Linked DNA regions of Homo sapiens: region 1 is linked to region 2. Evidence: read pairs that join two places in POLR2A ChIA-PET (ENCODE). Cell type or tissue: GM12878. All regions are shown on one strand. Each heading gives the region's core, and the rest is flanking DNA. Links, peaks and the distances in the headings are about the cores only. Region 1 overlaps CCDC146 (coiled-coil domain containing 146). Region 2 overlaps CCDC146 (coiled-coil domain containing 146).

The links. Peaks named below come from ENCODE experiments on the same cell type or tissue, not always from the same donor. Only the 100,000 strongest peaks of a DNase experiment are listed, where the experiment ranks them.
Region 1: POLR2A ChIA-PET joins it to region 2 with 5 read pairs; 2 of 35 experiments call an interaction of 5 or more read pairs at or near these places.

The regions. Positions count from the first base shown.
Region 1 is chr7:77,185,083-77,189,487 of GRCh38, reverse strand. All of the region lies in intron 2 of CCDC146 (coiled-coil domain containing 146), which reads right to left. Among named protein-coding and RNA genes, the nearest start is that of FGL2, 13 kb to the left of the region's middle. In GM12878, for the core only: no CTCF peak of the experiment used is centred there; no DNase peak of the experiment used is centred there.
Region 2 is chr7:77,267,067-77,271,471 of GRCh38, reverse strand. All of the region lies in intron 9 of CCDC146 (coiled-coil domain containing 146), which reads right to left. All of the region lies in intron 2 of LOC102723791 (a long non-coding RNA gene), which reads left to right. Among named protein-coding and RNA genes, the nearest start is that of CCDC146-AS1, 21 kb to the right of the region's middle. In GM12878, for the core only: no CTCF peak of the experiment used is centred there; a DNase peak (open chromatin) is centred at 1,661.

The DNA of each region.
Region 1 (4,405 bases), core at 275-4,274, 82 kb after region 2:
AGTGGAAAACAGACTGTAGGGAACCAAGGATTGAAGCAAGGACATCAGTTTGATGTTTGCAATATTCTTGCTAAGTGATGAGGAAAGCATGATGAAAAGTTGCAGTGAGATACATCTATTTTGAAGGTAGAGGTGACAAAATTTGCTGATCAAAGGTCAGCCAGTGGTAGATAATAACAATTAGAGGCATTATAGAAAACCGCAAGATTTTAGTCTGAGCAACTGTGAAGGATGGAGCTGCCAGGAACAGAAATGCGGAAGTCTGCAGGGGAAGCCTGTCTGCAAAGTGTGTGAGGAGTGGAATGGAGTGGGGTGGGAGGCTGGAATCAGAAGTTTTGAACATTATAAGTTCAAAGATATCCAAGTGGATATAGGCATTTGAATATTAGTCTGAAGTTCAGGAAAGACATCTAGGGCTCAGAAATACAGTTGAGAAATGTGGAATCCCATGGCAATGAATCCATGGGATTAGATAACCTGGTAAGTAAGTTTATGTGCAGCAGACTTTTACAGAAACAGCCCTGGCACAAGCTGGCCTTGCAGAAGTTGGAGATGAGGAGGAGCCAGCACAGTTGCATCCCACCCATCCACCCTGTAATGATGTCATTCAAGAGGTGCCAGTGACACTTTATGGTGAGGGCAGAGATTCATTCCCATTGCAATAGATACTTATTTTAGATTACGTTAGATATAGATTTGCTTTTCCTTGCTTCTGTCAACAACGGTATTTTTGTTGAGTTACTGGATATCTTAAAAAATCATCATGGTGTTACACAATGGTATTCTACAAAACTTTTAACTTAGGAAGACACCTGACAGCAAAATGAGGGGGTAATGACTGATTGAAGCCTCAAATACTGCATCTTCTTGGAGATACCACCTTAGGAGAGTGGGGTGTTGTGATGTAATTACAGTGCGTGTGTGTGTACCTGTGCATAAGTAGATACACATATGCATATAGCAAAATAAAATGAACTAGGGCACAGATCGAAAAACCTTTTCATTTGTTAGCAGTGTGCTGCTCAAGTTTGAGGAATCATTTGTGGTCATTTAAATTCATTAGAGTACTAGTTTGCTATGATTATAAACCTTTAGTTGGGCAGAGACTAGTTTTACTCCCCTTTTCCTTAGAGACACTAATGATCTTTTTAAAAAATTGTGGGTACATAGTAGGTATACATATTTATGCGCTACATGAGATATTTTGATAGAGGATACAATGCATAATAATCACACCAGGATAACTGGGGTGATAAAGGAAAAACTTCACCCGAATTAAATTTAAAGCAGTTTAAGTAAGCAACAAACAATTTGTGAATCAGGCAGCCCCCATAATCACAGCAGATTCACAGAGACTCCAGGGGTGCCTCGTGGTCAGAACAAATTTATAGACAAAAAAGGTAAAGTGACGTACAGGAATCGGAAGCGAGGTACAGAAACTAGTACTAAAAGACTGGTTACAGCTCGGCATTTGCCTTATTTTGAACGCAGTTTGAACACTCAGCATCTGTGAGTGGTTGAAGTACGGCCGCTGGGATTGGCCAACACTCAGCTATTGTTACGGGTCTATGCTATTAAGTTAGGTATACATCAAATGTAGATTATAAAAATTCAGTTGTAGAGGATTAATGAAAAAACCACTTAAGCAGTAGATTCTTCTTCTAGCTCATTTTTTAATCTATTTAATTTTAGGTGGTTTGGTTTATGGGGACCTTGGGTAAGGAGCATACTCTAAACTCTTGGTATTATCCTCCCAATAGTCATAGTGATAGTCTCCCTGGTGCACTGTATTCTCTCAAAGGTTTTAAATGCTTGCATGCAGCCATCTCTAGAATATCAAATGCTCTCTCTTCGACTGGAATGACAGAAGCTGAAAGAAATGTGTGACCATGAGGACACCATAACCTATGAATGACATGCTGAGACCAGAAACCCAAAATGATGGTAACTGAGAGTGGCGCTGAGGCCCTAAGTTTTGGTCACACTCTCACCTAAGTGAGAACCTGGCCAAAAAGGGGAAATTTTTTAAACAAAATTATGGAAGGCCATTATTTTGGACTGAGCTTATGTACTAGGCCCCAACAAACCAAACCAAACTAAAATGGAGTCACTTGTGCTAAATGTGACATAATCAAACTAAGGCTTTAAGAAAACACACAGCTCCTAGAACAGACCAGGTTTTGGTTTTTTTTCTCCTGTAAACAGGATGTTCCAGCATAAGGAAGTAACCTCTACTCAGTCCTTATTCCCTCCTTGCAAAACCCACTGTTCTACTGCTTCCCAGTGGGTTTCAAAACTATATAAGTTCATTTATATAGTGATGGTAACATCAATGAATAAGGTTTTAGTCAATCTCTCAAAATTGAGAAAATTACCAAAAGTGGAGAATTGTTAAAGCAAACTAAATATGGCCTGAGAAGGACTCCATACTTCTACATTTGAGTCCTTGTGGATGAACAGTAACCTAGCTTAATAGTCAGACAAATCTGAAAACCTAACTTAATTGTATGCACCTATAACAATGGCTGAGTGTTGGCCAATCCCAGCAGCATACTTCAACCACTCAGACTGCTGAGTGTTCAAATTGCATTCAAACAAGACAAACACCGAGCTATAACCAATCTCACTGTTTCTGTTACCTCACTTCCAATTCCTATACGTCACTTTATCTTTTTTGTCTATAAATTTGTTCTGACCACAAGGCACCCCTGGAGTCTCTGTGAGTCTGCTATGATTTTGGGGGCTGCCTGATTCGTGAATTGTTCATTGCTCAATTAAACTCCTTTAAATGTAATTCAGATGAAGTGTTTATAGGGGCATTCATCCCCTCAAGCATTTATCCTTTGTGTTACAAACAATCCAATTATACTTAGTTATTTTAAGGTGTACAATTAAATTATTTTTGACTGTAGTCCCCCATTGTAGGTCTCGTTCATTATTTTTATTTTGTACTCATTAACCATCCTCACTTACCCCCTGCCCTCCCCACTACCCTTTCCAGCCTCTTGTAACCATCCTTCTACTTGCTATTTCCATGATTTCAATTATTTTAATTTTTATCTCCCATAAATAAGTGAGAACATGCAGTTTGTCTTTCTGTGCCTGGCTTATTTCACTTAACATAATGACTTCCAGTTCCATCCATGTTGTTGCAAATGATGGGATCTCATTATTTTTTATGGCTGTATAGTACTCTATAGTGTGTATGTACTACATTTTCTTTATTCATTCATCTGTTGGACACTTAGATTGTATCCAAACCTGGGCTATTATGAATAGTGCTACAATAAACATGGGAGTGCAGATGTATCTTTGATACACTGATTTCCTTTCTTTCGGGTATATACCCAGCAGTGGGATTGCTTGGTCATATGGTAGCTCTATTTTTAGTTTCTTGAGGAACCTGGAAACTGTTCTCCATAGTGGTTGTGCTAATTTACATTCCCACCAACAGTGTATGAGGCTTCCCTTTTCTTCATATCCTCACAGCATTTGTTATTGCCTGCCCTTTGGATAAAAGCCATTTAAACTGGGGTGAGATGATATCTCGTTGGAGTTTTGATTTGCACTTCTCTCATGATCAATAGATTCTTAATTATTTCAATCTCTTTGTTAATCTGATAGAATTCCAAGTTCCATCTCTGTGTCATCTTGAATTTCCTTAAAACAACTATTTTGAATTGTCTGTCTGAAAGGTTACATATCTCTGTTTCTTTAGGATTGGTCCCTGGTACTTTATTTAGCTCATTTGGTGACGTCATGTTTTCCTGGATGGTCTTGACGCTTGTGCATGTTTGTCTGTAACTAGACATTGAAGAGTTAGGTATTTATTGTAGTCTTCGCAGTCTGGGCTTGTTTGTACCTATCCTTCTTGGGAAGGTTTTCCAGATATTTGAAAGAGAACTTGGGTATTGTCATCTAAGCCATATCTGCTTTAGGGGGCACCCCAACAACAGAAACACTGTGGTTCTTGCAGACTCACTGAGATACTACCTTGATAGTCTTGGATAAGATCTGGAAGTTCTTATCTACAGTTCAAGATGAGATTTGGGTGGGGTCACAGCCAAACCATATCACTTTCCCATTTTCTGCAAGAGGCAAGCAACTTGTGTTTATGTTTAAACGTTTATCAAACGGTCCACAAAATTATTTGCTTATATTTCTGTCCCATTCAGTAATGTAATATATTTTTTTCAGTGACTCTAACCTGTTTTAATTTTTGTTCAGAGATTCTTGTTTCTGCATACTGATAATGATAAACAGCTGTTACTTGCTGAGTGCCAACCATGGGCTGGACACTTCCCTAGGAGCATTTCCAATGTCATCTCTGTTTGCTATGATTAATGCTGGAATAAGGAGGCAATACTTTATACTCAGTAACAATCTTCCCTGGAAAAAAAAAAGC
Region 2 (4,405 bases), core at 150-4,149:
AGGGGAGTTTATTAAGTATTAACTCACAGGATCACAGGGTCCCACAATAGGCCATCTGCAAGCTGAGGAGGAAGGAAAGCCAGTCTGAGTCCCAAAACTGAAGAAACTTGGAGTCCGATGTTCGAGGGCAGGAAGGGTCCAGCACGGGAGAAAGATGTAGGCTGGGAGGCTAGGCCGGTCTCTCATTCACATTTTTCTGCCTGTTTATAGTCTAGCCACACCGGCAGCTGATTAGATTGTGCCCACCCAGATTAAGGGTGGGTCTGCTTTCCCCAGCCCACTGACTCAAAGGTTCATCTCCTTTGGCAACACCTTCACAGACACACCCAGGATCAATACTTTGTATCCTTCAAGCCAATCAAATTGACATTTAGTATTAACCACGACAGCAACAGAATGCTGTTTTTTTTTTTTTTTTTCCAGAGCTGCAATGTATCCAGGAGTCCTCACACTTCTTTGCAGCTGGGGGTGCCCATATGAGCTAAGACAAGCCAATGAAATGTAAGTGGAAGTCTGTGAGGAGGGGTCCTGGGAAAGTGGCTGTTTTCCTGTTAAAAGGAGCTGGCCAAGCCAGCAATCATTTATGTCTTTTGCTCGTTGCCCTTCCTCCTCCTTTTGCCAGTTTATGCTTAAGGTGGAATAGCCATTTTCTGACCATGGAGAAACAATGTACACACTAAGGTTGACTGAAAGGGGAGCTAAAAGGATCCTAGACTTTTCATTATGTGAAATAACCGGTTGTGCCTACCTGTGCTCTTTTTATTAAGTGAGTAAAACAACTCCCTATTTAGCAAAATCATTATAGTTGAGTTTCTATTACTCATTGAGGCCAAATTGCAAACCTAACCTAATAGGTGTTTCTCTTGAAAGGAAACCTTCCCAAGGTAATCTGGAAAATAGGCTGGAGTTAGACTGAAGTCTCCATTAATGTGGGAGGAAAATAACTATCAAGTATCAAAGTTCTAACTACATGGTCTGGAGTTACTTGAGATATTTTCCATTTCTTTTGAGCCCCAAACTGCATATATCAGGTTTTGTAAGCTTATGATAGTTCTTTTAGTTTTTATAGTGTAGCATTTCACATTTAAAAATGTATTTATTGTGATTGTGACCAAACAACAGAAATGTGTAAAGTAAAAAAAAAAAAAAAATCTGCTTCCTACCTCTGCTGCTTCAAGTACTACTCCCCAGGAGTCACTATTAATAGTTTTGGTGTCTGTTCTTCCAGGCATTTTCAATGCATGAATAATCATCGGTAACTTTCATAAAAGTTAAGAAATTAGACATTACTTGTTGCTGTAAATATCCCAATTATTTGATATCAGTGAACCTCAGCTTAACACTTTGATATTTTTCTAAAGCATTCCAACCTTTCATGAGGCTTGTACCTTGAGTTTCTGGGAGAGTCTCTATGTACAAGTCAAACGCCATAGGAGAATCAAACAACTGTCTCTGGGGGGAAATACATTCTGAAGAATAGCTAGAGCTCTTCATGTTTACCTTTTATCTCTTTTAGTTTTGGATTGCATGCAAGTCTGAAAAAATGTTCACTTGGGCTGGGAGTGCCTGGCCTGACCCACTCCTGTTTTCAAGTACTGCCAGCTGTGGGCAGTGGCTGGGCTAATTATAAATCACAGGGTCAAAGAGGAAGTTAGTCTCTCACTGAAACTGTACTAGAACAAAACCAGATTTTTCTTAAAATCAACAAAGGAAAAGGATTCTAATACACTTTAATTTCTGTTAGTTTTATATTCTATGGGTGCTTAGTTTTATATTCAATGGGTGCTATTTTGTGGACTTAATAGCTAGTAGTGTCATAATATAAATAGCTTTTATAATATTTGTTAAAATCTGAACAACTTGTGCGCATTCCACTGCAAACTCCTCTTCGGTCAAAGGCCATGCCTCACATATTTTGTGTCCAGTCAGATCAAACTACAGTGACAAGCCTCACCATCACAGACAGCTTCCAATTAGATTTATAGCAGCCCATGCTTAAATATAAGCAGATAGCCAAGAATTACCATATATTGGAGGAAAGTTTCTAAAAAGAAAGAGACAAAAACAAAAAAAGAAAAATACAGAAAAAACACGGAGAAAAAGTCTTATTTAGGAAAAGAAGAAGAAAAAGAAACCATCATTAATAGCCTCAATGAGATAAGAGATTAAAGATACTATGAAAAAGAAACATCCAGAGAACAAAGAGAGCACAAGGAAATATAAAGTATGATAGCATAATGAAAGAGTAGAAGGGTTGAAAGGAAAACTTGAGGAAATTTCTCTTTTAGCAAGTCAAATGACAAAAAAGAAAGGAAAATAAAAGAAAAAAGAAAATTAGAGGACTGTTTTAGAAGGTCCAACATCTGCGTAAAAGGAATCCAAGACAGAATAGAGAAAATCAAATGGACAAAATTAAATAATCCAAGACAAAGTATCAGAACTTTGGAAGGACATATACTTCCATAGACAGAGAACCCATTCAGTGCCCCACACGATGGATACAATGGGAACATCATTGTAAAATGTAAAAATTCTGGAGGCAAGTAAGAGATCCTACAAATTTCCCAGCATGGAAAAAAAAATGGCTTCAAATAAAGGATCAATATTTAGAATGACATCAAATCTTCTTCATAGTGAAGCTAGAAGGCAGTTAATCTAATGCCTTTTTCCTGAGGGAAAATGATTTCCAACCTAAAATTCCATATCCAATTAAAGCACTAATTGTCTGTATGGCTAGTGTGAGGGTAAAATATTTTTTAGCATGCAAGGTCTTCTGACATACAATTTCCAACACACAAAGTCTTAAACAATTACTTTTTCACTAACATTTTTCTCATGAAGCTACTGGAAGGCATGTCCCCTCCTCCAAAAGGGGGTAAGCTAAGAGAATAAAATAGATGAGACCCATGAAATAGAGTCGGAAGAGAGGTGAAGGGCATCAGCAAGATGATGGAGTAAGGCTCCTAGAATGAGAGCAGTGCAGTAAGCACATACAGAAATGGACTACTTTGGAACAAGTCAGAAGGCTGAGAAAGAAAAAGGCAGCCCCTGGTATCCAGGAGCAGAACTGGTACTCATAGGTAGGCCTTGGTATTCCCCTGTTGAACATAAACAATTGCCCAGAACATCAACTTCAGACAAAGCCCCTCTGTAATCATGATGGATCAGGACAAAAACAAGGCCACTCCATAACTGTATTTGAACATAGACAAAAACATGAACATTGTCCAAGCCACAAAATACCATAAATTCCCCTTGTATAGCTTTGTTTAACAATCACAGTTTTGGTCTCCATCTAATCTTTTCTTTTTCTAGGTAAAATTTAAGATACTCTACCACAGAATTACTCTCATTTCCTGAGAACATCCTAATTCAGGGCAAAGTCCCATTTCTTTAAACCGTTCCTCAAGTCACATGACACATATCCTGTAAGTCCTTTCTAATACCCTCTATTGAGACTCCCTACAATTCTCCATGGCGTGTGTTCTCCCTTGCTGCAATATGTAATAAACTCAGCGCATTCAACTGCTGATGTATTCCTGTTAGTCTTTGGCTAGAGGTCATTGATGAGGCTTAGAAGAGATTTCTTCAAGAAGAGTAAATGAATAGGCCATCAAATGTGTTTTAATATACTGAGAGGAGATTTATATAATTGGAGAAGAATTTGGGATTGAACTGATAAGCACACCGAAAACTATAAAAGTGTAAAAACAGGATGTTTATAAATTCCTGGGAACACAAAATTTTGTAAGGGTAATTATATAATATCACATGGCTCAGGCACGAATAGCCTTTATATGTTCATAATAATAACAAATTCTGAACTAATCAAAATTATGACATGAGAATACCGTGTATACAGAGGGACAAGAAATGTATTTGTGATGAACAGGGGTCTAAAGAGGGCTGAATCCTCATCTTTTATAGTGATTAAAAAAAAAAAAAAGATCAAGTCTACAACTGAAAACTCAAGTAGCAGCATCATAAGCATGTTACTTGGGGTATGAAGATATACCAAAAGAACTGGCTGAAGAAACAGCGCTTGATTAGGAAGATGACTTGATTAGGAATGGGAAATACATGGACAAACTTTCTATGCCTGGGGCAGACATCACCAATCAACTACAGAGCTTCTATCTGACAAGTCAGCACTGGGCCTCAGAATCCTTTGCAATATTGGGCCAGGCGCGATGGCTCACACCTGTAATCCCAGCACTTTGGGAGGCCGAGGCAGGTGGATCACCTGAGGTCAGGAGTTTGAGACTAGCCTGGGCAACATGGTGAAACCCCATCTCTACTAAAAATATAAAAACTAGCTGGGCTTGGTGGTGGGTGCATGTAATCCCAGCTACTCAGGAGGCTGAGGGCAAGAGAATTGCTTGAACCGAGGAGACAGAGGTTGCAG